3 separate regions of the Mus musculus genome follow, and regions 1 and 3 are each linked to region 2. A link is a loop called in an ENCODE intact Hi-C map of the cell type or tissue named here. Cell type or tissue: heart. All regions are shown on one strand. Each heading gives the region's core, and the rest is flanking DNA. Links, peaks and the distances in the headings are about the cores only.

Region 1 (10,484 bases), core at 1,125-9,124, 160 kb before region 2:
GATACATGCTCCACTATGTTCATAGCAGCCTTATTTATAATAGCCAGAAGCTGGAAAGAACCCAGATGCTCCTCAAAAGAGGAATGGATACAAAAAATGTGGTACATTTACACAATGGAGTACTACTCAGCTATTAAAAAGAATGAATTTATGACATTCCTAGGCAAATGGATGGACCTGGAGGGCATCATCCTGAGTGAGGTAACACAATCACAAAAGAACTTAAATAATATGTACTCACTGATAAGTGGATATTAGCCCAGAAACTTAGTATATTAAGATATATATAAGGTACAATTTGCAAAACACTTGAAACTGAAGAAGAACGAAGACCAAAGTGTGGACACTTTGCCCCTTCTTAGAATTGGAAACAATCACCCATGGAAGGAGGTACAGAGACAAAGTTTGGAGCTGAGACAAAAGGATGGACCATCTCGAGACTGCCATATCCAGGGATCCATCCCATAATTAGCCTCCAAACGATGACACCATTGCATACACTAGCAAGCGTTTGCTGAAAGGACCCTGATATAGCTGTCTCTTTTGACACTAGGCTGGGGCCTAGCAAACACCTAAGTGGATGCTCACAGTCAGCTATTGGATGGATCACAGGGCCCCCAATGGAGGAGCTAGAGAAAGTATCCAAGGAGCTAAAAATATCTGCAACAACATTATGAACTAACCAGTACCCCGAGCTCTTGACTCTAGCTGCATATGTATCAAAAGATGGCCTAGTCGGCCATCACTAGAAAGAGAGGCCCATTGGACATGCAAACTTTATATGCCCCAGTACAGGGGAATGCCAGGGCCAAAAAGTGAGAATGGGTGGGTAGGGGAGTGGGGGGGGAGTGCATGGGGGACTTTTGGGCTAGCATTGGAAATGTAATTGAGGAAAATATGTAATAAAAATTTTTTTAAAAAATTTACACTTAACACTTACCGTAATGAATTCCCTAAAGTTAATCAGGCGTGAATTTCACTACATCACCAACACAAACCTTTGGTTAATACACTTTAAGTGAGCAAAGCTTCCTGCATGTGGGGGGTGTCAGAGAGATGTGGGTTATCCCCACCCCATGACAAGCAAGGAGCCGTTCTCACATTTAATAATAATGAAGAAAACAATTTGTGTAATCTCTGAATGGTTCTTTTCTCTCTCTGTTATGTAGGTAATTCGATGTTATGAGAAGACTGACTGCCAATAGTTCAATGTCAGCATTCATAAATATATAAAACACAGCATATATTAAACACAATGAGATCCATTATACATCATACCCAACTTATCCTAAAGATACAATTTTACAAGGCTAGCATCTTTTAAACCATGTTATCCCTGAAATATTCTCAACTCGTTGCAAAGATATTTACAAGTGTTTTTTGTTGTTTGTTGTTGTTGTCGATATTTTACAATCTTCCTCTGCATTTTGGGCTTTGCTCTTTCATGTTTTTTTTATTATATTTGATATTTTTTGCCTAGTTTATAAATACATGTCATTTTTCTTAGGATATGCTCTAGTCTTCTTTTCTACACTCTGTCTTGGAACAGTCCCTCATTTATAACTGCCAGTCAGTGATTCCTAGTCTGTACTGCCAAGTGAGATCTAGTGAGACCTGTTAATTTCACCTGTGTATACATACAGGACATTTATCAAGCTGACACCTGTCATTTGGTGGCACAGCATCTCCCTGTACACTCCATAAACTTCCTCATCTATGCTGCTCATCAATCATAAGATTGAAACAATCGACTCTCATTAGATTCTCAATTTTGATTTTCTTTATTAAGATAAATTTATAGTTTCCTTATATTGAAATGCATCCAAAACTAAACAGATAAATGGATAGAAAAGAGATCAGATAAGTGGTAAAGCAAGCATAAGAATGGGAAATTCAGGTGGTAGATATGTGGATACTCACCACAAATCTTTAAACTCTTTTGTTTACATTTTTTTCATTAAAAATGTCACAGGGTAGGAGAAAGTTCCTAAACTGTGTTTCCCAAACATGTTCATTGCCTACCACAGCTTTGACCTGGGTCATCAACAATTTACACCTTATATGTTGCAACAATTTTTCTGGTCTGATCCTATCAGGTTCCCCCAAAAGGAAACTTCCCAAATTGTTGCTGCTCAGTGTTTCTATCTCCCTGTAAATACAGCTTCATTAGGAATCTTGCCTCCAGTCAAGGCCTTCACCTGATACCCTGCATCAGAATTCACAGTTTCAAAGATTCCCTGAGTAATTTACATGAAAACAGTTTGGGGAATTTCACCTCACTTGCTTCCAAGCTTTTGATGACTCCTTGTTGCTGACGGGGTTTTGTTCAAATGTGATGCTTCACAGTCTATATAACTTGGTTGTTGTCTGCATTAAGAACATCATTTCTTACCACTAATCTGTCCCTCCCAACCCTCCATAGATGCACACCTATCATAGATGCATACCTATCTTTTTGTCTATTTTCTTTCATTATTTCATATTATAATAGAATTATATCAATATATCATCATATATAATATATAGTTTATGTGCATATACACATATATTCATACAAATACTCCTTGCTTGTTCTGTCTATATGAAGTTACTTGCATGCATGTTTTCAGAACATGTGTTATATCTGTTTCCCCTGTAACATTCCCCACATCTAACCCTTACAGTCCTATTTGTCCAAGATACTTTACCCATATTCTTCTTTTATATTCTATATATACTTGCTGTATTATAGCTTTTGAGATACCAATTATTTACTTGATAGTACTCACTCTAAGTTCTAAGCCTCTAAAGGCAGGAAAGGTATCTTATTTGAAATATGTCTTTGTTGAAATTAACTGAAAAGGAAGAACCAACCCTAAAATGCTTAATTCAATGTGGCAAACTAGCTCTGAGATTGCTATATAAAAAACAAATAAGTCGAGTGTGTCCATCTGCATTTATTTCTCATATGTGCTTCCACTCTTTAAGCATATCTATTTCAAGAGACATTTCACTCAGTCTGTTTGTTGTCAACTACAAGTGAAATGTTCATGCAAATTCACCCACTATGTATTTACTGTGCATCTCGTAAAGTAGGGCTAGTCTTATTGAGGTACAATATTGTTTTGTTGTATTTGAAGATTACAATAATCAGATTTCACCTATTTTCATGTGTGATAGACAAAAGACAATGTCATATTTATCAACAAAAGCAGTAACATGTCATTTGGATTTTTATACAGCAATCAGTCATCCACCAACAAAGCTTAATTGGAATAGCATTTTGTTTTTCTTCTGAGTTTACTATAAGAGAGAATTAAATATATATTTACACATACACCTTTCTAGCCAAGCAGATCAAAGTTAAAGGGTAAAGAATTTGAGTGCCACACACCTGTAGCCTCACCAGAGAAGCCAGTGCTCCGTGGCAATAATCTTGAGGCCAGCCTGAGGTATCCTTTAAAAAAATCAACCTAGTTTTTAAATTTTCAAAAAAAGCATAATAAGAATTTATTTTATAATTTGAATTCTGTTCATTCACCATTAAAAGTAATATTCAATCACATAGGAAAATGTACTATCTTTAAAATTCATGTATAGGCTACATACACTTGCATCTATCCTTAACCTACTGTTTTACATAATGATTATTAAACATAAGTAATCACTGACAGAGAGTGCCCATCTGCCACCACTATATCCTTCCTTTCACATTACTTATTAACTAATTTCAAGCTGGGAAGCCTTGAGTGTATGTGGGAGCAGATTAAAGATGCTGTCAATCCAGACTGCAGGCAGGTGAATGCAAGGACTAGAATGAAACTGAGCTCAGAATGTTCTGGCAAGGGGTGACCTGGAGTTCAGGACACTAGCTAGAGTGTAGCAAGATGTAAGCATGGTCTTATCCTCTGAAACCTTTTCAGGCCATAGTAACAAGTCTAGTCTCCATTCAGTATGATCTAACAAGCCATTGAAAAGAATTACACAGAAGACCGTGACATTTTCTCATCTTTCATCAGCGTTGTGGCTAGAATGAGAATGTCCCCCAGGGGCTCATGCGTTTGAACACTTGTTTCACAGCTGGTGGTGCTGGCTGGGAAGGTTATGGAACCTTTAGGCGATGAAGCCTTGCTGGAGGAAGACTGCTGTCACGTGGGGCAAGCTTTGAGTACTATAGCCTGATTCCATTTCAGTCGCCTCTGCTTCCAAACTCCTGATGCAATGTGCTGTGTGGGCTTCACACTTTGGCTGCCACATCTCCCTGCCATGATAGATTAGGGCTCTTTGAATCTACAAGCCAATAAGCCCCTTCCTCTCTTAGTTGCTTTTCCAAGGCTATTTTATCACAGCAACAGAAAAGAAGCTAATACAGTCACTGTAACGCCGTGTGGAAGAAGCAGAGGGCCTGAGCGACGATCATGTTGACTTACCTTACCCTTGTGTGTGCTCAGAGAAATGCTAGAGGTTCCGGTGCTAGGTAAAGACGAAGCCGACAAGAGCTCGTTGTTTATTAGATTTCGCAAGACCAGCAAGGAAAAAGTGGAGACGATGCTTAAGTGATGAAGTGAGAAATTGAGACCCAGCTGATATCGAAGTTGTAAGGATGTGCAGGAAGTCTGAGGAAGGCGGCAGTGTTCAAAGGAGAGACCAGACCAGGAATCACAAATGTATATGCAATTAGCTCACAAGTGCTGCTTAAGGTTAGAAAAGATGACCTGATAAGTGACTTATTTTCCTTTCTGACTTTTCTTGCCCCCACATTGGAAGACAGCTGCTTCAAAAGGAATGAACTATTATTAGATCAAATTTGTCACTACACATAAAAACTGGTTAAATAAAAATCTATAATCCCCCTGCCCACCATGTGCAGCCACAGGAAAAAGGGAAAAGAAAAAGGAGATGAGATACAATGACTAACACTTTCCTGCTCACGTTAATTTCTTGGGCATAAAAATATTTCATTTATACCACTCCTTCAATCTCAACACTGAGGAGGCGTGGTAAACAAATCTAATCCCTGAACCCTGAGCTCAAGCCAGCCTAATTTAGAGCAAGTTTCTGGGAGGAAAAAAAAAAAGTTTGAGTTTGCATATAGTAACCAAGTCAGCCACTAGATGGCAGAGGCTACCATATGCAAAATATCCCTTCTAAAATGAAACTGGTTATAGGATCATTTAGAATGAATGACAAGTTCCAGATATAACATTTTACTGATCTATCCTCTTCATCCTTCCATCTCTTGAGGGATTTGTTATTTGATGACAGGTTTTTCTGTTATGTTTTTTTGGGTTTGTCATAAAGCTGGAAGAATTAATGCAATCCTCTTTTTATAAGATGGATGAGTCTCAAAATAATCTGGAATCTTATCAACTCCATAAAATGCAAAGTGGAATCCCAACACTAGGCAACAAATTACATTAGATGACTGTAAAGATGAATGGCCCTGTTGCATTAAAAATTGCTCAACAAAAGCCAAATGGCCAAGCTCCCTGATCTCGGAAGTATCTTACTCAGAAAGGAATGACGTGTCAATTACAAGAAAAGATGTTTGCAGCATATTGCACTATTCGTACTAAATTCAATTTTATTACATTTGTGCTTGTGTTGTGTGGGGGTGGGTAGAGGTGGGTTCACTTACTGTGGCCTACCTGTGGAACTCAGAAGATAACTTATGTGTCAGTTTTCTTCTATGATGTAGACCATGGGGATGTAATTCAAGGTGAACTTGGGTCATCTAGCTTGGCAGCAGGCACATTTACTTGCTAAGCCATCTTACCCATCACTAATATTGTGTTTACAAAATAACTCTGACATCTTGTCTGTTCATTTGATCAGTATGCTGGTTACTTAGCCCGTGTGTGGACATTTAAATTCAGAGTAAAACAGTGAAAAAAAATCATAGTTCAATTATAAAAGTTCAATTTCAGAATGTGCTAGACATTGTTATTCTTCTTTAGGTTTTTATTGATTGTTTGTGAATTTCGCTTCATGTACTCCAATTCCACTCATTTCCCCCTCCCCTTGTATCTACCCTCCACCCTTGCAACCTCCTCCCTCAACAGAGAAAAAAATCTTATTATGGAAACTGTAGTGTGTCATAGTGTGTGCTTTTGTCTACGCTTCTTTGCAATGACTCTTTGGTCTGGTATGAGGCCTCTCATTTCTATAGCTCTATTCTCTCAGTACTATCTATCTAACCTCACTGAGACTTCTCTCAGATACCCTGTTGTTGCCTGTCATAAAGATCCTAGTTTTAGATCTGTACGTCTGGCTCCTTCATGCACTCCATCAGTTCACTGATGGTGTAGAAGTTGAGGTGAGCCAATTCAAAGCCCTGGACCTGAGCCTGTGAGGTATCTGACCCGGTAAGCCCACAGTCTCTAGCTTGAATATATTTGGGGTTGGCTCACTAGCAACCCCCACATTCAGGACCTGCTCTACTGTGCTGCCCAGGTGATGGCCAGAGCCTGCTCACCTCAGTGCTGCAGCAGGTGAGGAGCAGCAGGGCTAGCTCTCGCACCTGCCATAGGTGGGAAGGGGTGAGGGTCAGGGAGGGCATCCCTCCCTCTCCCACACTGATGCTTACACACTTGGGGCCACCTCACCCACACCAGGAGAGCCTGGGGTTGTCCTAGGAGTGGTCTCAGAAAGGCTATGCCACACTCATGCATTATGACAGGGCACATGGGTCATCTTGGGCATAGTCTGCACATCCAGGCCTGTGTGGTGCCACACTCCTGTTCATCTCAGGCTAGGTCTGTATTAGTCGGGGTTCGCTAGAGTCACAGAACTTATGGGTAGTTTCTATATAGTAAAGGAATTTTTTGAATAACAGTCTGCAGCCCAACTCCCAACAATGGTCAACAGCAGCTGTGAATAGAAGTCCAAGGATATAGCAGTTGCTCAGACCCACAAGGCAAGCAGTCGAAGGAGAGAGAAAGGGGGTCTTCCTTCTTCTAATATCTTTATGTAGGTCTCCAGCAAGTAGCCAAGATTAAAGGTGTGTGCCACCACATCTTTAATCCCAGATGACCTTGAACAAGGAGATCCCCCTGACTTAATCTTCTAATTATAATCTTCTAATTCATAGCCACTATGCCTCAAGATCTCCATGCCAAGATCCAGGTCAGAAACTTCTATCTCCCAGCCTCTAGATTAGGATCATGGGTGAGCCTTCCAATTCTAGATTGTAGTTCCTTCCAGATATAGTCAAGTTGACAACTAGGAATAGCCACTACAATCCACCCCTTGTCAATTTAACACAAATAATATCTCATGTCCACATGAAACAATAACAGGTCCACCTAACATGATATAACTATTCTTCGTACAATGGCTAATGTAATTGTAAATTTACAATGGGGCAATGTCCCTTGGGAACTTTCTTTTAGTATCTCAAATACCAATTGATGTTAAAGAAATTGGAAGAAAGACAAATGTACTCATTAGCAAAATAAGACAGAAGCATTCATATTATTTTATAATCCTCATTTCTGCAACTGGTTACATGGCCTTAATTGGTATTTATAACTATCTTCCTCTACTACCCATTCTGTATTTCCTTCACCCTCAGCAAGCACCTCAGCAGGTCTTGGCTCTTTTCCTGGAGGATTGACCCATACCTTTATTCCTGACAGGTCTGAATCCTTTGTCATCCTACTTAGATTAGGCTGTTGTAGTTTCCCATTGACTTTAATTATAGGACATGGTAGTACTAAGAGACGTCCTAAGGGATCTCCTGCACTCCAGACAAAATCTTCTTACCTCCATTGTGGAGAGGTAATCCAATTTCCCCATGGTAATCTGGATCTATAACCCCTCCTAAAACTGTTATTCCTTTCTTAGCCTGTTGGTTTAAGGGCATTGGAAGCCCAGAATGACCAGGGGAAAGTCTGAGCTTCCAGTTCAATGGAATATTTGTTGTGGCTCCTGGTACAAACACTCCCCCCTCTAGAATCAAAACTTCTAGGCCACCAAAACCTAGAGTTATGAGGACAGGAGGCAAACATTTTCCTAGAGGGTCACTAGGAGTGATAGTAAGTGGAACTATTCCCTTTCCACGCCTTGATTCCTGGACCATGGATCCTGGCTATGGGGGAAACTGTACCATATATTGAATGCTGATTCAAAGCATGCCTTCTGAAGAACTCTGCCCCCACCATCCATGCTGTTGCCACCTAATTGGCGCTGTAACTGTGTCTTCAAAAGGCCATTCCATCTTTCTATCAGACCAGCTGCTTGAGAATGATGGGGAACATGGTAAGACCAGTGGATTCCATGATTGTGGGCCTACTGTAGCACTTTGCTAGCTGTGAAATGAGTTCCTTGGTCAGAATCAATACTGTGTGGAATACCATGACAATAGATAAGGCATTCTATGAGTCCATGGATAGTGGCTTTGGCAGAAGCATTACGTGCAGGAGAGGCAAATCCATAACCAGAATTAGTATCTACTCCAGTAAGAACAAAATGCTATCCTTTCCACGGAGGAAGTGGTCCAATGTAGTCAACCTACCACCAGGTTGCTGCCTGGTCACCTTGAAGAATGGTGCCATATCTGGGGTTCAGGGTTGGTTTCTGCTGTTGGCAGATCTGGCATTCAGCAGCAGATGTAGCCAGGTCAGCCTTGGTGAGTGGAAGTCTGTGTTGCTGAGCCCAAGCATAACTTCCATCTCCACCACCATGGCCACTTTGTTCATGTGCCCATTGAGCAATGACAGGGATGGCTGGGGAAAGAGGCTGACTCTCCACAGAATGGGTCATCTTATCCACTTGATTACTGAACTCCTCCTCAGCTAAAGTCACCTTTTGGTGAGCATTTAATGGGACACAAATATCTTCACAACCTTTGCCCATTTGGAGAGATCTATCAACATACTTCTTCCCCAGATGTCTTTCTCACCAATTTTCCAATCATGATCTTTCCAAGTCCCTGACCAGCCAGCCAATCCATTGGCTATAGCCCATGAGTCAGTGAGTAATTGTACATCTGGCCATTTCTTCTTCGAAACAAACTGTAATACCATGTGTATTGCCCAAAGTTCTGCCCACTGCAAAGATTTTTCTTCGCCCATGTCTTTCAGGGTTGTCCTGGAAAGGGGTTGTAATGCTGAAGCTGTCCACTTCTAGGTGGTGCCTGCATAACGTGCAGAGCCATCAGTAAACCAAATCATAGTCTTCTCCTCTTCAGTCAGTCGATCATAGGGAACACCCCATGAGGCTATAGGCACATGTTTGGCAGCAGATGGCATTGTAACAGGAGTAGAAACCACAGGCATTTGAGCAACTTCTTCATGTAACTTGCTTGTGCCTTCAGGACCTGCTCTGGCCCAAACATGTATATACCATTTCCATTTGTTAATAGACTTCTGCTGTTCACATCCTACTTTATGACTTGCAGAGTCTGATAGTACCCAGCTCATGATGGGTATTTCAGGTCACATAGTAACTTGTTGTCCTATTGTCAAACTCTCAGTTTCCACTAAGGCCCAATAGCAGCCTAGAGCTGTTTTTCAAAAGGAGAATAGTTGTCTGCAGATGATGGTAGAGCTTTGCCCCAAAATCCCTGTATGTAATTCACATACAGGTGCCTGCCAGAGGCTCCAAACAGCATCTCTATCTGCCACAGTCACCTCAAGTACCATTGAGTCTGCTAGATCAAATGGTCCAAGTGGTAGAGCAGCCTGTACAACGGCCTGTACCAGTTGAAGGGCCTGTTCCTGTTCCAGACCCCACACAAAGCTAGCAGCTATCCGAGTCAGTTAGTAAATAGGCCTAGGTTACACACCCAAGAGAGGGATGTGCTGTCTCCAGAATCCAAATCGACCCACTAAACATTGTGCTTCTTTCTTGGTTGTAGGAGGGGCCAGGAGCAATAACTTATCTTTCACCTTAGAAGGAATATCTCTGCATAGCCCAAACCATTGAACTCCTAAGAATTTCTGAGGTCCTTGAATTTGGTAGGATTTATTTCCCATCCTCTGATACGAATATGTGTTACCAATGAGTCCAAAGTAGTTGCTACTTCCTGCTCACTTGGTCCAATCAGCATAATGTCACCAATATAATGTACTAATGTGGTATTTTGTGGAAGAGACATATGATCAAGATCTCTTTAACTAAGTTATGACACAGGGCAGGAGAGTTAATATATCCTTGAGGCAAAACTGTGAAGGTATACTGCTGGCCTTGACAACTGAAAGCAAATTGCTTCTGGTGGTCCTTATGGACAAGTACTAAGAAGGCATTTGCCAGATCAATAGCCACATACCAGGTGCCAGGAGATGTGTTAATTTCAAGTAACAAAACTACATCTGGTACAGCAGCTGCAACTGGAATTACTACCTGATTTAGTTTTTGATATTTAATTGTCATTCTCCATCTGTCTTCTGCACTGGCCAGAAAGGAAAGTCTGCTGGATCATATGGTCTAGGCTAGGATCTTGTCAGGACTCCGTGGCACCTGTCTGGTGGTCATCTCTGGCTTACTCCTCATCTGGCCTGCAG
Region 2 (10,484 bases), core at 1,102-9,101:
AATAGAACAAATTTTCTATTTTAAAGAGTAAATTCTAGTCACGATGAAGCCTTATACTATATCTAATTTTCAGTAAGTATTTTCATAGGTAAGAAAAAAGGAAACGCACACACATAGACATGAATACACATGCATTTATTTGGGGGTAGTATTGGCTAAAGACATCTTTAAAACAGCAGAATCTAGAGGCAAAGAGTGGAATATCTTCAAGTGGCACCCCATGAATAAAATCTGAACTAAAGCATATACTATTTTAGGCTGAAGTTAGTGAAAATATTTTCTCTCTTCATTTAGAAATCCAAAAATGAACAACAATGATTATTCTGAACACAGAGTAGACAAATCAGTGGGCTGAGTCCAATGTTAGTTACATCAGAAATTTAAGAAAAGAGAATTTTCTAGTTGAACTTGTTCATAAAATGATACAATACCTTGTCAAAAACCTGAACACATCATTACTATTAAATATGAATTATGTATAGGGCCTTAGACATACATATAAAAAACAATGAAACTCAGTATTAGTCCTAAAGATCTTGAATGTCTGATGAGTGAGACATTTATGAACTCAGCTAACAATATAAATCACAGTGCTAAGCATGTGAATATCACAGGAACAAGGAGGATTAGTCATCACTTCCAAGCTAATATATATCCATCAGTTTGTTAGTACGCGTTGGCTGTGAGCAAACAAAAGCCAGCTAAATAGTTGCTGTTATTAATTTTATTATCAAATGACAGTTTATAATTAATGAGCATTTACCAAGTGACTAATAATAAGAGATACAAATCTTACTAAATTAATTCTGACACAAACCAGAGTAATTGTTTTGGTAAAATGCCAAGTTAAAAGTATCGAAGGCCCGATGCTATGATTCTACAAATGGTTAAATAATGAGGAAGGATCTCTTTCTTATTTTTTGGAGGGGGGGAAATAACTAGAGAAACTGGAGAATAAATTCAGACTTTACACAATGAAATTTGGTTTTAAAGGGAAGACATTAGCAAAGCTATTCCTCAGAGGTTTAATGGCAAATGGAGGTGAGCCACAGGCTTCCCTGGCTGGGAAAGCTCTTCCACCTTTGCAGCATCTCCTGGCAGAGCCATGTTCCCCAACTAAACTCCCTGCCTCTGGAACGAATTTACAAATCGTACACAAAATCTTGCACCTACAAAGTCTGAATCAAATCTGGTTCCAATAACTGCTTCTGAATAGTTAATCAGATCAAAGCCATTTTCTTTTTTTTTTTCTTTTCTTTTTTTTTAATTAGGTATTTTCCTCGTTTACATTTTCAATGCTATCCCAAAGGTCCCCCATACCCACCCACCCCCCAACCCCCTACCCACCCACTCCCCCTTTTTGGCCCTGGCGTTCCCCTGTACTGAATAACTGACTTGTACAGTAACCATTTGGTGGGATCAACTGTCTGATTTATGAAACTACAAATATCTCATTGTATAGATTACAGTACTGGGCAACATTTCTAACGGAGCCAGTAGTCACAGTGCATCTTCTGTCCACTGACCTTGATAGAATCTGCTCAAGATCAACATGAGATGAAAGTGAAGCCCCCCTGGTCTGGAGAGTCTAATGCTCTCCCTTCTAAGATGGAAGCCTAGGTATGAATGTGGGCACCAAAACTCAACTCCTGGAGAAGTGAAATAGCTTAAGTAATTACTAACATCTTAAGAAACAAAAACAAAGACTGAGAAGATTTCAAATTCCAAGTCTAGCAAGTTAATAGTTCATAGTTAATAGTTAATAGTGGTAAGTGCTTGTCTATCATGCATGTGGGTCTAGCCTTGAACACCAGTGCTGACTATGACAATAAAAATATACTGCTCCACATTGATGAAAAACAATTATTTGTACAACCTAAAATAAATAAATAAATAAATAAATAAAACCACAATTACCCAAAATTTAAGGATGAAATACTGAAAATGTTAGCTGGAAAAGTAACAAAGCAAAACAAATCCTTATTTGAATAAATAATTGTTCCAGATTCCCAAACCAATATTTAACCTTAGAAAAATTTGATAAATCTAAATAAATTGGTTGTTGTTTAAATTGATTGTCTGTTTAAGTAAGGGAATAAATATCACTTTAGTTCTGACTTCCCTTAAATTTTTTCTCCAAATAATAGCATAAATGTATTAGTTCTGTTTTTATAACCTATAACTGTTTAAAATTTAATGTATTAATGACTTCAGTGACTCACAAGTGCAAAAAATGTCATGTTCGCATTTTGAATATAGGTCTATAGAAATTAGTGGTTGAAAAAGGAAGGCTGTACTCTGTATTACATGCATTTAACACAAAATATTAAGTATCTTTTCTCTAATGTCTAGGGTATGTTTCTCAATCATTTTTATAAATATCTATTTCCCTGTTTCCAGTTCACTCCCAAACCATTTGATCTGGAACCTGTGAGTGGTTTCTCTGTTGTGTCAAGGACAGCCTCCAAACCTCCTGCTAGAAATGCATTCAAGTCAATTTACTTTCACTCCATAGACTTAGAATCAGAATTTTAAATTTAAAGAGAGGTCCAAAAGACAGTGCCATTTGAAATTAACCAAGTCTTTTGGCTAAAAGGGAGTCATCCCCTGAGCAGTTTCCACTGGATAGACCAGCAGGATAAATAATCTGCTTTATTTCATATATCATACTTTATATAAATTGAATGACCTTTCCCAACACTAACCAAGAAAAAAAAAACAGGTTATTTGAAATTGATATAAATGTTAATTAAACTAGATAAAGAGTTCAAGGTGAAATAACTGTCCAAGTATGATATACTCACAATTTGCTCTCATATAGAAACACAAGTCTTATTCCCAAAACAACACAAGAACTTAGTCCACTGACATTCCTAAATGGATCTGATCTCACAAACAGGGGAATATTAGGCATTTTAAAATTGAAATCTCATTCATTCTTAATGAGTCTGTAGTCTTAGGATATCTCAGAGCCTACTATTTATGTAGTTAGATGAGATTTTAAAAACATCTTCATTTCAGCTGTTTTCATGTAAATTGTTTTCTATCCATTTATTTTCTTTGTTATTTACTGATTTCCATCAAATTCTTTCAAAAGGTCATTCTTACAAAGGCTCTAAAAGAACTTCATTGCCAGTCACATAATTAACTATTATCTTTTTTTTGTGTGTGTGGAGGGAATAACCAGAGACAACAGGTATTCAGTTTCCAAGTGAATCAGCAAAGAGCCTGAACATCTAAGACGGACTCAGGACCATGCACCTACCATCACACATAACAAGGGCAAGGACAACCTTTTCCAAGTTTTATTAAACCACCAGATCACATTTTCTCTCCCAAAAGCATTTTCTGGAGATCACATAGCCAGATGGCTATGCCAATTAATAGGTTTCTAGTAGTATACCAAAGATAACATCCATCCTTACTGTCACTGCTAAGTTTAGTGGCTTCTATAGCTTTTTTCGAATACTTACATGATCTGCTTAATCTAAGCCTAGATATTTCTTGGTTTTGCTTATTTATTTATTTTTTAAGATTTCTCTGTGTGCCCAGGTCTTTGGTGTATTAGAATGTGGGAGAAAAGGATTTAATTAATTTAGTAGTGGGCATCTCTCATCAGTATCTGCACTTAGTAGGACTGAACCTTAAGTAATGGAGAGAATACCTTTGAGCCACTTTAGTTTTAGAAGGCATCTTGTGTGCACTGCAAAAACAAAATTCAAAATCTTGCAGTAAACCAGAATAGTATGACAAAAGAAGAAAATAGAAGGTGATTTCTGGATCTTATTGACCCCTCTTTAAACAATCTCAAGTATTCTGGCACCCTATGGAATAGTCAACTGTCACAAGAAAGCCATTTCAGAGCAGAGTATGCTGCAATATGCTACATGACTAACAGGCATATAATCTGGGACACTATTTCACAACAAAAAAATGAACTAAGCACGTAGAATTTTAGTACTTTTCCAACCCAAAAGGCTGTAATCTGTCATAGGTGCAAAGGTAGGATTGACTACCTAACATAACAAGTATTACAACATAATTCCACCCGTATGTATTACTAGCATTCAAAAGAGTATACACACAATGAGAATGAACTATTATTGTGTGATACTATATACCTCTAAAATGAGAGCCCATTATAAAATACTAAAGGTTATCATTTTACACATACTCTCTTCAATAGAGGAAAGCTCCTCCACACAGTTCCCTTGTACTCCTGTTTTTAAAACACGAACAAACGTTACCGGACACAAATGAGAGAATAAGAAGCAGCGAGGAAGTACACCATATGTTCCCGTTGTAGGCTAAACCCAGGTCTTTGTTTCAATATTCCAGCGCCAGCAGGAAGGAAAAGCCAAATACCCACCCATTTCAATTTATTTTCTCATTAATGCTGGTAAAAGTTATACTTAGGATAGGTTTAGCCGGAACCCATCCTATCTTATTATTTGCTTCTTTAACCCATATCTTTTGCAATCCAAAGACCCTGCAATACAACCGGTTATCTTGGATAGACTGTCCGTGGCAGGACAATCTGATAAACTAACACAAGCGTCAGGCACTGAAGAGGACAAAGTTATTTTCTTAGTGAAACAGTTACAAAGTGGTTCTCTATCAATGCCAATTTTGCCTTTTTAACAGCTACGCATCTAGCTTGACACCATCCACCTGGTACTCAATTAGCAGGGCTTTCTTCAATCTTGTGATCTCCCAGACCAGTTTTAATGGTGCAACTCAAAACAAAATCCTTAACCACGCCCTTAATATCCCAGGCAGAGTTACCTTTTGTTTTTTGTTTTTTTTCTCTCTCTCTACCAAAGTCTGTAATTGTACGTAATTGTACTGAAAAGGTTTGCACCGCGATCCTAAGTCAACATAGCACTCTTTCCTCCAGTATCCAGGCGTTCCTATTGTCAGATGCCTTCCTCCCCAGGTTGCTGTGCTGTAGCCCGCAAGTGGCGCCCACGCTTACCTCCTTCACACCTGCAATCCCCGCTCGGGATGCTGGAGAGGATGCTGGGCAGGCTGAGACTGCTCCGGATGCTGCTCTTGCCTCTCTCCAGGGAAACTACAGACTAGGCTGAGCTGAAGCTTCTTCTGAGATTCAAGCTCCGCCTTCCCCGCCTCTAATTGGCCGAAGCTCGGGCTGCGGCTCCTCCCACTGCCATCTGCGCAGCCTAGGCGCAGAGCGGTACCCGAGGTCTCTTAGTTCCTGGTGCTCTGACCCCTTCATTTCGGACTTTCTCCCCTCTGGCATCGCACCTGGCCCTTCCTCAGGTCCTGCTTAGCTCTTTTAGCCGGCTGGTCCAGTGAACACGGGAGTGGGCTGTCCTTTGGGGGTATGGGGGTACTGTTGCTTCGGAGTAGGCGGAGCCCACCGGTCTAGCCCCTAGAGCCTTCCTCCCCGCCTACCCATGGACTCAGCCCAGCCTCCTGTCGCTTGCTACCTCTGGCCCCCCGCCCTTTTCTTTACACCCATCCGAGGGCACCTCCCATCGGTGGGCGTGGCGTTGTGGGCTATCTTCTCATTCTGATTGGTGCAGGTGAGACTCGGCCCCGCCCTCCCTCGTTTCTGGGCGCGCTCTCTCTTCATCTCCTCCCCTCCCTCAAAGACAGGGAACTCTCTTCTGATTTGCTAGAAGTGTCCCCACCTATTGCCTAAGGCGTTCTCGCACAGCCTTCTGGGAAATGTAGTCTTACTATTGCAGGAAGTGCTAACGGAAATGGAGGGCGGAACTACAAATCCCCATCGGGCCTTGCGCGACTCCTGCTGGGCAGGATTCCGGACAACGCCTGGTTCCTTTCGGGTCCTTCCGGCGTCGCCGGAGTGAATTGATCCGGGAGTTGAAGAGGGCTCCAAAGGTGGGAAGTGAAGTCCGTGCCTCAGTTGCCGGTAAGGCGAGGTTTCTCGGTTCGGGTCCGCACGGCTCCGTGGGCAGCCAGAGCGGCCTGGGGTCAGGCGGGGACCGAGGCGGAGGTGCTGAGGCTAGGCTCTGGCCGGCGGGGCGGACGGGTGGGGAGCCGGGCCTTGTGGGCGTCAGCGAGGTCTCTACGCGAGCTGCGGAAAGCTGGGTTTGTAAATGCCTCCTGCCCAGCCCGGCCCGGCGCCTCCAGGAAGTCCGCTGTGGGTTTGGGTGGAGGGGAAGGGTGAGGTCGGCCTCCCGGGTCTCCACTGACCGAGGGGGCGGATGTGGTGGGGTGAGGTCCCGGGCAGGTGAGGCTAAAGCTTGGCTAGGCCTGGAGGGAGCGTGGGTGCCCGGGAGTCGCCTCCCGGTGTGGCTGGGGTTATGCCCTTTGAGGGAAGAAGAGAGACAGTGTTGACAGTTCCGACTCAGTTCCAATTTCCTCTCTGAGGAGGTGATTCTTAACTCGGAAGGTTTGTGCCTCTTGACTCCAATACGTCAGATGGATGTATACTTCTCAAGTGCCCTCGAAGCGCTTTCACTTTGGGATGCTAATGAGACTACTGTAGAAGCAAATGACGTGCCCAAGGTCACACAGATCTTCAGAGTCTAGTCCTCCGAAAGTCCAGTTTCTGACCAGAGTTGTCGGCTTAGGAAGAAAGAGTGGGGAGGTGGGTGGTAGTACTGGAAGCAGATAGAAGAAGTTGCAAAGTAGTGTGCCTGTTTGTCAGAAACGGTTGTGAGGTGCAGAGAGTTGGTTTGTTGACGTGGAGTGGAAGCTTTGCCAAAGCATCCTCTCTAATGTTCTGTAAAACAGGAAGGATCGCTTTAGCTTAGATCTTTACCCCTTTTTCTGGGGTCTACTGAATGATAACACTCACTTTCCACACGCCATTTTTAAAGGATAGATAATATTTAGGAATAGCTCAGTGTTGCCATTAAGAGAATAGTCCTTTTCATTTCTATTTTCTTACCATTTTCAAAAACTATGGGTGAAACTTTCACAGAACTTACTTTACAGATATTCATGCTTTCATTAAGTGAAAATTAAGTGCAGAATCTTGGAGAAATTGTACCATGTTCATTACAAGAAGTGACCCTTTGGGGGGGGGGGTCAGGTTTTTACTTTTCTCTCATTTTCTTCACTCCATGTGTAGACAGTAAAACATACACTTGTATATTTTCTTTTCTTGGCATCATCAGTGAGTTTTAATTCATTCTTATTTAATGTTAATGAATGATAAAAATGATGCTTCTATATTGAATGGAAAGAACTGCAGGCTTACTATGTAAATTAAAATATAAATACATAGTATGTACTGTAAGTATATATGCTATATATTGAATGTGCTTTGCTTGCCATGATTAATATTAATTTTTTTTTAATGCAAAGCTGTTTCTGGGATCAGAAGAACCAGTCAAAATGGTCTTGTTTGAAGGGGACTTTTAAAGAAAATGGAGAGTTGTGGTACCATAAAATGAAGCAAAATCAGGAATAATGTAACACCACACGTCACAGTAAGGGAAAAGTCACTAACAAAAGGGAAATTATCTGGGATTAATTGGTTTTGAAGTGGAGTTTGAAGTGCATTAATTTGAGTGGGCCATATGTAAGTCAGTGCTGGTAAAGCAAGAATGCTAATATATTTTCTAGATGACAGTGTGGACATTTGTTGTTTGCTGGGAAAGGTATGAAATAAGTTTTAAGTGGCACACAGCTGTGTTGGTTATGGAAGGACTTTTTTAACAACAAAAAAAGTTTTGTCTTTGATTTAGTCCTACTCCAACTCTGTCTGTATCTCTGAGGCCCATCATACTGTCCTGTTTCATCGTCACTACAGTGTAAGTGCTGAGATGAACAGTGAGATGAACAGAGAAGATGATTTTGAACATCCTTCAGGCTCTAGCTAGAGCTCACAGATCGGATGTTTGCCTGTAGTGTGCAGCTCTCTTTGCCCACATTTGTTCCCTTAAAGAGCTTTGCATCAACTCTCAGACACTATCCATTGCAGGACTTTGGAGGTTTTCCTTAAAGAGCCATCTCTCTCTTAAAGAGTAGTCTGTAAGAACAGGGTCTATATATTATTTATCTTTTTAGTCTTGGTAGAATAATTGAGTGGCTAAGGGGAATGGAAAAGGAATGGCTAGGTGACTTTCCCAAGGTCATATGACCTGGAAAAGATCAGCTTATAATTAATCCATGTATTTTCACTATAGGTTTTAATATTGTGTTCAAACTTCGATTATTTTATGTAAGAAAAAGACTGACCATTACAGATGTCACTATCTCCTTATTCTGTTTAATGCTACTAATTTGTCCTCAATTTCCTGAATGTCTCCAAACTTATTCTCAGCTGTCACCTTTTTTTCTCATATAAGTTTCTTCCTGATTTGGGGACAATTTTACAAATTCCAACTTTCCACCTGTCTAGTATAAGGGAGTTTTATTTTCTTTTACAGCAAAACTTCTGTGTAACTTAGCATTTTAGAAAACCTTGCTACTGCCTTTTTAAAAAGCAAATAAGATTCATTATAACAAAATATAGATATGGAAGAAGGTTTTTATGGACTCTATTCTTCCCTTAGATTTTAACTTCAAAACAATTATTTCACTTACCTTGTAGCTAAGGACACCAAAACTAGAAGTAAATTTACTCCTTGGGACTCAGAAGAATACAATGCATTGCTAAAGTCTTGGAAGGACTAGAGCCAAGATTTGAGTATAAACCTCTCCTATGTTTGTTTGTTTTAGTTGGTTGGTTGTGGTTATACCCAGGATTTAATACAACCTTGAGAGAAGATGATTTTGGGAAACTAACTTTCTAATTTCAGAGGAACTTATATTTTGCACTTCTTGTAAGTTATATTTGAAGCAGGGCAGTGGTAGGGTATGCCTTCAATTCTGGCACTTCAGAGGCATAAGCAAGTATATCTCTGAGTTCGAGACCAGCCTGGTGTATATAGAGTGAGTTCCAGGACAGCCAGGGCTACACAGAGAAACACTGTCTTGAAAAACGTTATAATTGAGGGATTTAAGGTAATATTTTACTTTTTTGAACATATGACACTTCTAAGATTAAAAATGTTTTTAAGTTTGCAAACAAAATTTTAAGGATATAAAAGGCTAGATTTTCTCTAGAAGACAAAATTCTGTAATTTTTCTCAGTAGCATACTAATATAATAAACCAGAGTAGATTCCCACTCTTCCCCATATAATTGACACTTACATACTATTGACACTTTTCACAGTAGGAGCTTATTATTTCTATACTGATTTAACAATGTTTTAACATCTCACTAAACATTATCGGAGCAAGGCCTTCTCACTTCTTCTATCTTAGCTCTGAGCTATGTATGTAGCCTTTACTCATCTGTTTTCTTACCAGTACACTTCCCAGTAGAGGATTGTGTTTGCTTTCAGTTTTGATGATGTGGTAAGGTTTATTATTAACCATGGTTTTTGCTAAATTCTAAGCTTACTTGGTACTTTTTGGATGATAGTCTGAATATTATTTGAATCTTCAATAACAACTTAATATTTACCTTACATAATGCAGTTTGCAGGAGATTAAGCAATTATTTATGTGTTGATAGAGTATTAGGGTTATTACAATAGGTGGTATTACTAAGAATTTTAAGCTAGTATATAAATTTTCTTCTGAAATATATAGAAGATGGTATAATTTTATACTTCATTGCATTTAAAATACTGTGTGTTTCAGACTTAGGGCAGTAGAATATTTATACACATTCATAAAAATAAAATTTAAAGTACTTCTATTAAGGCAATTAGAATTAATTTATTTGCTGCAATTGAAATGAATTTCATAATTAAATTTTATATAAACATAGGCATTTTATTTAAGCTACAAAACACACCTTGGCTGGCATCACAATATTAGCCTTATTTTTCAAGGCCACCTTTACATTTGGAGTATGGGAAGCCATTTTTTCGAAACTACCCAAAAGTGATTTGAACTTATTTAATCTCCTATTACAGTTGCTTGGAATCTGGTGTTACTGTAGGAATGAAAGAGAGCACAAGGATTGTTATAATCATTAGTTTATACTGAATTATTGGGCATGCACTGGAAATTAACCTCCCTTTCCTCAGTCAGAATGGTCCCTTGAAAACCCATAGGAATGATCCTTTGATTCATCCACCTATGAATTAGTTGAGTGTGTTTTACGTGTGAGATTGTGTACTTTGGAATGATCTAGAATGGCCATTGCATAGACCAAGCATTTCACATGTGCACCTACAATCCTTGCAACCACCATAGGAGGTTCTATTATCCCTAATTTGTGAACAAGGAAGATAAGATGTAGAGAGATTAAGTTACTTGCTCAAGATCACAAAACTCATACTTGCTTGGAATTAGCAGTTTAGTTCAGGCTGGCTCCCTGGAGATTGCAGGCTTTTAGTCATTTCAATAAAATGGTGTTCATGGTCAAAGACTGGCTTGTAGCATTAGAGTTGCAGTTACAGACAATTTGTCCCCCAAATGTCAAGGTCATTGGGGCACAATTATTGTTATTTAATAAGAGGCTTAAACTTAAAATCTATTGGGAAGTTC
Region 3 (10,484 bases), core at 829-8,828, 400 kb before region 2:
TCATTGTTCTTAATAGCTGAGTAGTACTCCATTGTGTAAATGTACCACATTTTCTGTATCCATTCCTGTGGATTCTTTCCAGCTTCTGGCTATTATAAATAAGGCTGCTATTAACATAGTGGAACATGTGTCATTATTACAAGTTGGAGCATCTTCTGGGTTTATGCACAGGAGTGGCATTGTTGGATCTTCCAGTAGTACTATCCAATTTTCTGAGGAAAAGCCAAAGTGATTTCCACAGTGGTTATGCCTGCTTGCAATCTTGCAATCCCACCAGCATTGGAGGAGTGTTTCTCTTTCTCCACATCCTCGCCAGCATCTGCTGTCACCTGAATTTTTGATCTTAGCCATTCTGACTGGTATGAGGTGGAATTGTTTGTTTTTTCAAGCCAGGGTTTCTCAGTGAAACCTTGAACTCACAAAAATAATCTGCCTCTGCCTCCTGGGATTAAAGATATGTGCCTCCATGCTAGACTTCCTTTGCTTTCTTTTAAGTCTTCAAAGAGTTGGAAATTACAAAGGTAGACTTTTATTGACAGACCCTAGAAATGCACCAAGACATGCTGAGTCAGGTAAACTATGTGGTTATACTCTTATTTTCATACCTGCCCTTTTGCTTTATTAATCTACTAATAGCTACTGCCAGGTCATTAACAAAACCTTGAGAGAAAGCAGTTTTTTTATTTAACATATTTCTTACAGAGGTTTCAAAATAACAGAATGTCCTTACTCATTAAACAGGTCTTAAACGTGACAAGAGATGGGGTGAATGTACTAACTAGGTGTCAACAAAGAGGTGGAGTTGGGGAAAAAAGAAAGCAATGACAATGAGACATGGGGTGAAGGCTCTTTAACAGATAGAGGAGATCTATTTCTGTCACTGTTAAATGACACCATTCATACTGTGAGTTACTGACACTTAAAAGCCATTTTACATTTATTGATTGAGCTACCAGTTATTTAGTTACTGTTCACTAGCCTTCATCTTCCAGTGATAAAACCCTTTAGCCAAAAGCAACTTTGGAGAAGGGCTAATCTTTTTAGGTCATAGCCTATCGCTGAGGGAAGTCAGGGAAAGAGCCTAAAGCAAAAGTCATGGTGTGTGTGTGTGTGTGCGCTCGCGCGTTTCTTGTTGGCTTGTCCATTGGTTCATGTTCAGCTAGCTTTCTTATGCAGGACAATATCTGTATGGATGTTATATTCCACAGTGGGTTACACTATCCTACATAAATTACCAAGCAATACAGACAATCCTCCACAAAGCTTTCCACAGGTCAATTTCTACTAGGCTTTCCTCCAATGATTCTATGCTGTGTCGAGTTTACAATTAAATTAGGACATTTACAGGCTAGAAATTAAGCCCCCAAGTTCCCACATGCTTGACAAGTGTTCTAACACAAGCCTGCATCTGAGATCACAATTTTAAAGTAGAATACTCCGTACTAATTTTGGGTGTTCGTTTCTCCGACAAGATATTAAATCCTATTAAATTTTATTTGTAGTGAGTATATTTCAGTAAAAGTTTTCACACAGTGGAGATTATTTATTTTATATTTCTAGGCATTAGATTGTTTGAAATTATGTATCAACTGCCTCCTTCTTAACCTCTCCTCTTTGGGATATAAGCATAGATGAACCTCATTCATTTAAGCTGGAGAACATGCTAAAGTTCTCAAATACTGTTTTAATGCTTCTCTTTTAAATGTTTTAATGTAGAAGGTTCTCTTTCTTTCTTTCTTTCTTTCTTTCTTTCTTTTCTTCCTTCCTTCCTTCCTTTCTTTTTTTTTAATTTTTATTTTTTTTAGTGAGTACATTGTACCTGTCTTCAGACACACCAGATCCTATTATCGATGGTTGTGAGCAACAATGTGGTTGCTAGGAATTGAACTCAGGACCTTTGGAAGAGCAGTCATTACTCTTAACCACTGAGCCATCTCTCCAGCCCATGTGTAAGGTTCTGATTGTCTTCTTCTTGATTTATTAACTTAGAAAGAGAATACCAAATAGGGGAAATTCCTCAGTAATTTCAATTTCGAAATTATATGCTTCCGTTGTAAATATATATGATGTATAGATATTTACTTGCAAAGTACTTTTAAACAATAAGGAAGCAAAAATAAAATACAACTAACAATAGACCTTCTAAGACCAGTGAAAGTAGCTCATATATTATAAACTCTACCCAAAGGCATGGCTATGTAAATTTAATATGTAGTCTCTGGATGCCTCCTATGTTGGCTGCTCAAAAGCTCTATACTTGTATAGTCAAGAATCTAGAGGCATTGGTCTCCTTGAAAATGTAATATCATAAAGACACTGCCATTAGTGATTTTATGTACTTCTGCAAACCCTTCTTGAACTTGAAATAATGAGTAAGTTCAGGTAATAATTTTCTTGTCTTTCAAGTTTTATGACTAAAATATTGAGTTGTGTTTTATGACCTTTATTATATTCTGTAGAATCAGATGACTGCTTCAGGCAAAGAAGAAGTTAAGAAACAGGAATGAAATGGTTGCTATCAAATCAAAGGTTTAAAGTAGGAATTGTGAATTCAGGAAGCACATACATTTTCCAGAGGTTGGAAATACATCAGAATACCTGTGTATTTTCTTTTTTCTTTTTTTTTTTTTGTATACTTTTTATTAGGTATTTTCCTCATTTAAATTTCCAATGCTATCCCAAAAGTCCCCCATACCCTCCCACCCACTCCCCTACCCACCCACACCCACTTTTTGGCCCTGGCGTCCCCTGTACTGAGGCATATAAAGTTTGCAAGTCCAATGAGCCTCTCTTTCCAGTGATGGCCGACTAGGCCATCTTTTGATACATATGCAGCTAGAGTCAAGAGCTCCGGGGTACTGGTTAGTTCATAATATTGTTCCACCTATAGGGTTGCAGATCCCTTTAGCTCCTTGGGTACTTTCTCTAGCTCCTCCATTGGGAGCCCTGTGATCCATCCAAAGCTGACTGTGAGCATCCACTTCTGTGTTTGCTAGGCCCTGGCATAGTCTCACAAGAGACAGCTATATCTGGGTCCTTTCAGCAAAATCTTGCTAGTATATGCAATGGTGTCAGCGTTTGGAAGCTGATTATCGGATGGAACCTTGGATATGGCAGGCTCTAGATGGTCCAACCTTTTGACACAGCTCCAAACTTTGTCTCTGTAACTCCTTCCATGGATGTTTTGTTCCCAATTCTAAGAAGGGGCAAAGTGTCCACACTTTGGTCTTCGTTCTTCTTGAGTTTCATGCGTTTAGCAAATTGTATCTTATATCTTGGGAATTTTAAGTTTCTGGGCTAATATCCACTTATCAGTGAGTATATATTGTGTGAGTTCCTTTGTGATTGGGTTACCTCACTCAGGATGATACCCTCCAGGTCCATCCATTTGCCTGTGTATTTTCTGAGTGGTCTTTCCATCCTCCCTGTTCTGTACATTTCCTGTGCGTGCGTGCACGCATGTGTGTGAGTGTGTGTGTGTACCCAGAATAATCACATATTCAAGTATAGACTAAGATTATTGCTGAAAAAATTCATTTCCTTAGAGAATTTTTACAGATATCTTGCCGTTTATGGGCATATTTAGTTCTGAGGAATTCTAAAGAAATCCCACTAATGTCTCCCAATTGCTATGAGTAAAACGGAAAGAGGAAACCTTAAATGATGGTAAATCCCACAAGACTGGAGACTATGGGAGCTACACCATCACCAGGAAGCAGACTTGAGCTGCTTTAGACCATTTTCCCTTTAAATTAAGCATTCTTTCTTTTCTCCGAGACTGAGGATTGAACTCAGTGTCTACAGTGTTCTAGGTAAATGTTGCAACAGTAAGGCATCATCCCTAGCCCTCGTTTGACTTTTGATTTGAGACAAGGTCTCTCTCAATTGCCCATTCTGATCCTGGAATCCTGTTGCCTCGATCTCCCCGGTATCTCTGATTACAGGTTGTCCTACCAGGTCTGGCATAGTTTCACACTTAGGTTACATGTTTAAACGGAGTCATGATTTGTTTTCTACAGAAGGAAAAGGTAGAAAGGATAAGATTCTGATAAAATTCTCCTTTAGTGAGGAAGTATCTTTTTACAAGACCTAGAAGAGACTACAAGTATTATGGTCATATTGGCCAAATTTAGATTCTTTGTTTCCAACTCGTAAATCGAATGTCCTGGCTAAGATTCAGTGTAAGAGCATTTGGAACCAACATAATGTGATTTTTATTAGCTAAGTGCATATACCACCAGTCTCACTTATTTTTTACAGTGAGAGAAATGCCCTGGTCTGCCTGTGTGGCTCTTGTTAACCTATGATTTCAGGACTGACCTAAAAACATTCAACACAGGAACTGTCTTGAAAATGAATCTGGTTTAAGCAGATCTCCTTCGTTTAAAGCACTCATTCCCCATAATTAATTGTGATGACTAAAACACGGGCAGGATATCACAAAAAAATATGTAGAATGCAATATGCAGAATGTAAAAGTGCCACTGCACAACTGATACTTTTCAGAAATAATTTATTTCTCTTAGAATTCAGGTCAAGAGGAGAAACAAATTTATCATTTATGCATAACCTCAATTCCACACACACCCTGATTATATTGAAGAAAGAAATGCACTGTGGATTTCTTTGAAGTGGTTTGGCGTTATTATGCCTGTCTAACTTTTTGTTAAACGTAGTGGGTTTTGCTGGCCTTGAAAATGTAATTTAAAAATGTAACTGATTTTTTTTTCTGCTACCATTAAGAGAAATACACACAGCAAGATGAATGCATACTCATTTCAGCCTGTAAGATTTGTTTTTAAAATTATTCCATTTGCAGCCAGAGGAAACATGAGATCATTTCTTTCCTTCTGCCAACAAAGTGCTTTCCCCACCCCATGTAGACAGTCAAGTGAGCTTCAGGGTCCCAGCTTACTTTCTACCATTTTTGCACATAGCCTAGTGCCTCTAATGGGACAAGACTCAGTAGGCAGTCCTTGAGAGAATGTGAGAAGAACAAAGTGTTCATAAGCTGAACTCATTATGTAGGGTAAGAAATGAGCAGGGCTAAGCAGAGTGCACCCACGGTTGCTTTGCGGTTGTTGGTGTGCATATAAGCACTGTACTCTTGCTCCACGTGCATTCCAAGTGCTGGGACATACATGCACACACATGCGCAATGATCACCAAGCCTCAGGCCAGGACAAGTCCCTAGCCCTCCCAACCAGGCTCCTCCACCCCTCCGCACCCATCCAGGCTCCACGTGGGCGCACCCAGGCGCCAGGCGGCCGCGCGGCCCACGGAGCTCAGAGCCTGCCCAGAGCTGAGAGGGTAGGCGCGGCCCGGGGCGGGACGGACAAAGCTGGCGTCCAATGGAGCCCAGCATTAGCTCCCCGAAAGGAGGGAGCGGTGGCTTGCGCGGGCCCAATGAGCGGGGAGCCCGAGTGGGACTTCCTCCCGGAATCCCGTTGGCCATGATAGCGGGGCCGTGGGTGACACGTAAGTTGGGTGGGAGGTGGCGGGCGGCTGGAGCTTCCAGATCAGTGACACCAGCCCACCACCCCCCTTAACCTGACCAGACCAACCAGTCCCCATCTCTTCATCAATACCGAGGGACCGTTCAAGGGGACGCCGCCTGGAGCCAGGTCCCTTTGTTGGGCGCGCGTCCCCTACCAGTGGTAGCGACAAAGTCCAGCAGCGGGAGCCGGCGCGAGGGGCGGGGACTGACGGTGGGGACAGCGAGGCCAAAAAGTGGGGAGTAGGGAAAACCAAGCCGGCTGCGCGCGGGGACCAGTAGCAAGGGCAGCGGGCTCTGAAGTATGCAAAGAGACTCCACGCGGGCCCAGCCACTCGCGGAAATCCGACATCGCAGAAGTTTGGTGGCTGCTGGCCGGGTGGCGTCGATGACCTGGCGCCCAGCCGGCCGCGGGGGCTGAGCGGCCGCCTCTTCCTCTCTGGTCCGGCTTTTGTGTCTCGCGTCTTCTGCTCATGCCGTGTCCAGCTACTTCTCGCGGTGGCCGTTGCTGAGCTGTCCGACGCAGCCGAGGACCGAGGACACGACGGCTCCCGCCGCCGCAGCGCGGGGCACAGGAGGGACTATGGGAAACGGGATGTGCTCCCGAAAGCAGAAGCGGATCTTCCAGACGCTGCTGCTTCTCACGGTGGTCTTCGGCTTCCTCTATGGCGCGATGCTCTACTTGGAACTGCAGACGCAGCTGCGCAAAGCTGAGGCAGTGGCGCTCAAGTACCAGCAGCACCAGGACTCTCTCTCTGCCCAGTTGCAAGGTACAGTTAAGGGGAAGCGCACCGCCAACTTCTCTCTGAGCTGGTGCTGGTGCTGGAAAAGTAGCTTGGTGGATAGTTAGTTGGCTTTGCAGGTACCACTCATTGACCTTCTGGCGCATCTGAGGGAGCGGCCGCGGGGATGTTGGCTTCTGAGCGTATGTGTGGGAGATAATATCCTGATTTTCCAGCTTCCTCCCAGGAGTTATCTTTGAAATCCACAGCACCAGCGCACGGTCCTGCCTGGCGTTTGGTGGGTACATACAACACCAAGTCTTTTACCCGAAGCACTTGTCAAAGGCCCAGCTGCAATCTAGGCAAACAGCCCTTCTGCTACATCTGCCAATCCTTTCCCAAGAGGCAAGCCTTGGTTTGTAGACATAAAGAATTATGCAGACATTTTCTAACCCGTGTTCTTTTTCAAGGGGGGAAAAAAGAGACTATATACACTAGTGACTCATGAACGGAACCTGCAAGCTTGTGTTGTGATTAGTGCTCTTGTTATTACGTTTGTTCATTTAGTAGTTAACTTGAGAAATGTTGGGAGTGATGGTAAAGTCCACACCACCACTTGACTGTAGGTTATCCTACAGATATTTGCTTTTAAAAGGCTTGTCTCCCTGGAGAAACCTTTATTTAGCTGATCTGTAGAACCCTGTGTGTGCATCTTCAGGAAGGCACACGCGTGTTTTAGAGTTAGCTGTGAGAAGTCTAAAAGAAGAAACATAAAATTTCCCTTTGCCAGCCACAGACGACTCAGCTTGGGCAAGGTGTTCGCAGCTCGTAGCCTTTCATTTTAAGAATCACACTGAGTTTCCACGGTCTAGATGATTCCCGAGTGAGTGCATGGAAACACTTTGTGGTTCCATTAAGGTCATACTCGTTGTATGCATTTTTATGAATGATTTGGCCTGTCTTGCTGGTTTGTTTTCACCACTCATGAAGCTCTCTCTCTCTCCAATACAAAGCAAGTGAGAAATAAAGTCCTACCTAAATGCTGACCATCCTTGCTGTGAATGCAAATATAGCTTATTGAATCATCCTGGGCAAAAATAAGCTGAAGGGGGTATTTCTGACAGTGGGTGTGTGTACAAATATAAAACAGATCCTTTGCTTTGACCGAGCTATGCAGAGCATTTTCTAGTAAGAGACTTAAGATGGGAGAAATGATATGCAATTATTTGCTTGGTCTGATTTGTTTGTCCCAACTTAAAAGAAAAGAAAGTATTTTTAGCATCTTGGTGCTGCATGGCTCCAGCCAATGAAAATATGTGGCTGGGCTTCCTTCAGAGGGAAAGCTTGTTTTTGATAGTTTTTATATTTAAAAGAAAAAGTTTAAAGTATGGAAATTTACCTATGAGTTGTTGGTATGAGAACGGTGGATACTTGCTTATTTATTTAGAAAATCATGCCTTCCACATGAGTTTTAGTGTGTGTGTGTGTGTGTGTGTTTGTGTGTGTGTGTGTGTGTGTGGTGAGATGGCCAATGTTTGTTTTTCACTCTCCACCTTATTTCTTGAGACAGGGTCACTTGATTCAAGCTTTGATCTCACTGATTCAGCTAGACTGTCTGGCCAGTGAGCTCCAAGGATATTCGGTTTTCACCCCCTACGGCCCAGCACCCAGATTCCAGGCACACACCACTACACCTGGGTTCTTACACTGGTCCTGGGGATCCAAACTGAGGTAGTCAAACTTGCATAGCAAGCAAGCACTTGCCTGGCTGAGCTGTTGAGCCATAGTGTACTGTGCCCCTGAAATGTTACTTAACTGTTGCCTTGGCCTTGCAACAGTTGCAATGATTGTGTAGGAAGAATTAGTTCACAAGCTGGCTAAAGTTTCTGCTTATTTAAACACACACACACACACATACACACACACACACACACATTCAGGCTTGCTTTTAGCAACATTAATGTCCACGTCTGTGTCTCTGTGCTGTTTAATAAGGAACAGTTTCTGAAAGCATGCAGCTCTTGTTTTTCCTTCCCTAGGACAGATGGTATTTTACCCTGTGATGCCACACACACCACCATCATAGATGAGCTTTCAGAGTGTCTGATTTCATTCTTTTTTTTCCCCCCATTATTTATTTACTTGTTTGTTTTTGATGTGTATGTCTACATGTGAGTGTTCATGAGTGCAGAACTCGTAGACTAATGTCATCTGTCTCTTCCCATTTGTTCTTTCTCCACCTTTACATTTTGAGATGGCATCTTCCACTGAACCTGAGCCGGTTATTGATTTAGCTAGGCTGGCTGGCTTTGGGTATCTGCGGGTCTCTCCGCCACAGCCATAGGGTTAGAGAGAAAAGTGTAGGTCTGCAGGCCGCACTTTACTGCCTGCACCATCTCCTGAAACTCTCCCTCCCTCCCTCCTGTCTCTCTGTCCCTCTCACCTTTGTTTAAGCCTTGCTTAGGTAAATGAGATAGATCTCTTAACATGACTTGGATAAAGGTCAGCGTTAATTTTGAGTGGCCTTCTTTTAAAACATGACTCTTGGAAAAGTTGAAGTAACAGTGTCTGTGTCAAGTGGTACGCAGGTGTTAAGAGAGCATAGTTAAGCTATCTTCATTACTCCAGGGTCCTTTGAATGGAGGTTACTCTTTTTGTAAAGTAGTCTCATAATTGGAGTTGGAGAATGACATGGAAAGGATCAGAGACCAAATGACCTTCTCCACAAAAATTCCATGACAATATCTTCTGCATCTATTTGTCTATCTATATAGCTATATACCTTATCTATCTATCAAATAGCTAGCTAGCTATCAACTATCTATTATCTATCTATCAATCATCTATCATCTATCTTCTATTAATAATCTATGTGTCATCTATGTATCTATCAATAATCTATATATCTAGCTCCCAGCCCAGAACCTTAAATATACCAAAGACTAGCGTGGAGATCGCATACGGCTGGCAGAAGGTGTACCAACCTTTGTCCAGAGCAGTGTTTATTTAACATTTGAACGTTTTCTCTTGCTGCTTTCAAGGGAGCCACATGCCTCCTGTTCTGCAAGCAGTCTGCCTCTGGCTAGACTCCCCATTTGGAGCACCTTGCAACTCCCATATCAATTAAATCCCATCTGTGGGGGTGGAACCCAGGCTTCAACCAACAATCTTTACTGCTCCCTAGGTGATTCCAGGAGCAGCCATGGTTAAGAACCCTGGCTCTCTAATCTTAATGCTAAGCCACTTCAAACATCCTCTTTACATGCTTGGCCCCGAGGGTGTTTCCCTCTCTTATCCTGGGCATGTGATTAGAAACAGACTGGTTTCTGGACCGGGTTTCAAACTCTAGTTCTGCTACTTTTTGTGTGAAGTCAGACCTAATTTTTCTTCTTTATCAAATGGAGATTAGAGTGACTCATTTCGTCAGGGCTGTTCTAAGTATGAGCCAAAATAATATGCACAGTACCCTTAACACAAACATAGAGACTCTTATCTTTTCTCTTCCCAGCTTGGTCTTAGGCCCAGTGTTGAGATTGGCTAACTTCTTTGTACAGGTATATACCCGTCTTTGTTTCTAAGCAAGCATCAGGAAAATAAATAAACTGGCATAAGCTGGTGCACTTTACCCTGGACAAGGAAAGGCTCTTCCTTGACAACTTAAACACATAATTAGTCTTTGGTTACTGGTTAACCCCTCTGAATCACAGTACATTAGCAGAGGTGTGCAGCTTCTGAGCTAATGATAGTACGAAGGTCTGGAATAAGATGGAGCTAGCACACATTGAAGACTATTCAGTGTGCTCTCTGGAAACCCTGTCCCCTGTTATGAGAGTGATGACCACATACCACTGAAGAAGAGCTATATAATATTTTATATGCTCTAAATTCAAACAAGTACGTTGTAATTATTTAGAAGAAAGGAGTTGTATGTAAAAACCCCATTTGTTACTTAAATTTGCTGGCACGAGGGAGGACAAAATCCCATCCTGACCAGGGAGGTATTGTGCTATGGCCTCCAAAGCTCCTAATTTGCTTTAAAACAAAAAGCCCTTCAATTCAAGCCCAGGCTCTTTAGTGCCCTTCCTCTTTCCTCCTGGTGCCTGACATATAAATGGTACTTGGCAACAGCAGGTGTATAAAGAGACACGCTTATTGAGAGACTGCAGTGCTATTCCTTGATACTGGCTTGTGAGGCAGAGGGCATCAATTTGTTGTGCTTTCTCCTAGCTGGGTGATCGTCGACATAAAGTTAGCTACCCTCTCACAGC

The links. Peaks named below come from ENCODE experiments on the same cell type or tissue, not always from the same donor. Only the 100,000 strongest peaks of a DNase experiment are listed, where the experiment ranks them.
Region 1: it touches region 2 in a loop (4-fold over the local background); 8 of 42 quality-filtered maps call a loop at or near these places.
Region 3: a loop joins it to region 2, with 6 times the contacts of the local background. A loop is called at or near these places in 3 of 42 quality-filtered maps.

Annotation. Positions count from the first base shown.
Region 1 is chr3:75,715,450-75,725,933 of GRCm38, reverse strand. No RefSeq gene overlaps it. Among named protein-coding and RNA genes, the nearest start is that of Gm25846, 5.9 kb to the right of the region's middle. In heart, for the core only: a CTCF peak has its summit at 5,091 (motif pointing right); no DNase peak of the experiment used is centred there.
Region 2 is chr3:75,552,134-75,562,617 of GRCm38, reverse strand. It overlaps Pdcd10 (programmed cell death 10), which reads left to right and starts at 5,766. Exons shown (of 8, transcript NM_019745.4): 1 at 5,766-5,896. Serpini1 (serine (or cysteine) peptidase inhibitor, clade I, member 1) reads right to left here and starts at 5,125. Exons shown (of 9, transcript NM_009250.3): 1 at 4,976-5,125. In heart, for the core only: a CTCF peak has its summit at 5,764; DNase peaks (open chromatin) are centred at 5,137 and 5,567; H3K4me3 peaks cover 2,680 bases; H3K27ac peaks cover 1,612 bases.
Region 3 is chr3:75,951,892-75,962,375 of GRCm38, reverse strand. Golim4 (golgi integral membrane protein 4) reads left to right here and starts at 5,427. Exons shown (of 16, transcript NM_001291069.1): 1 at 5,427-6,264. The coding sequence starts at 6,078. In heart, for the core only: a CTCF peak has its summit at 5,354; a DNase peak (open chromatin) is centred at 5,315; H3K4me3 peaks cover 3,374 bases; H3K27ac peaks cover 2,311 bases.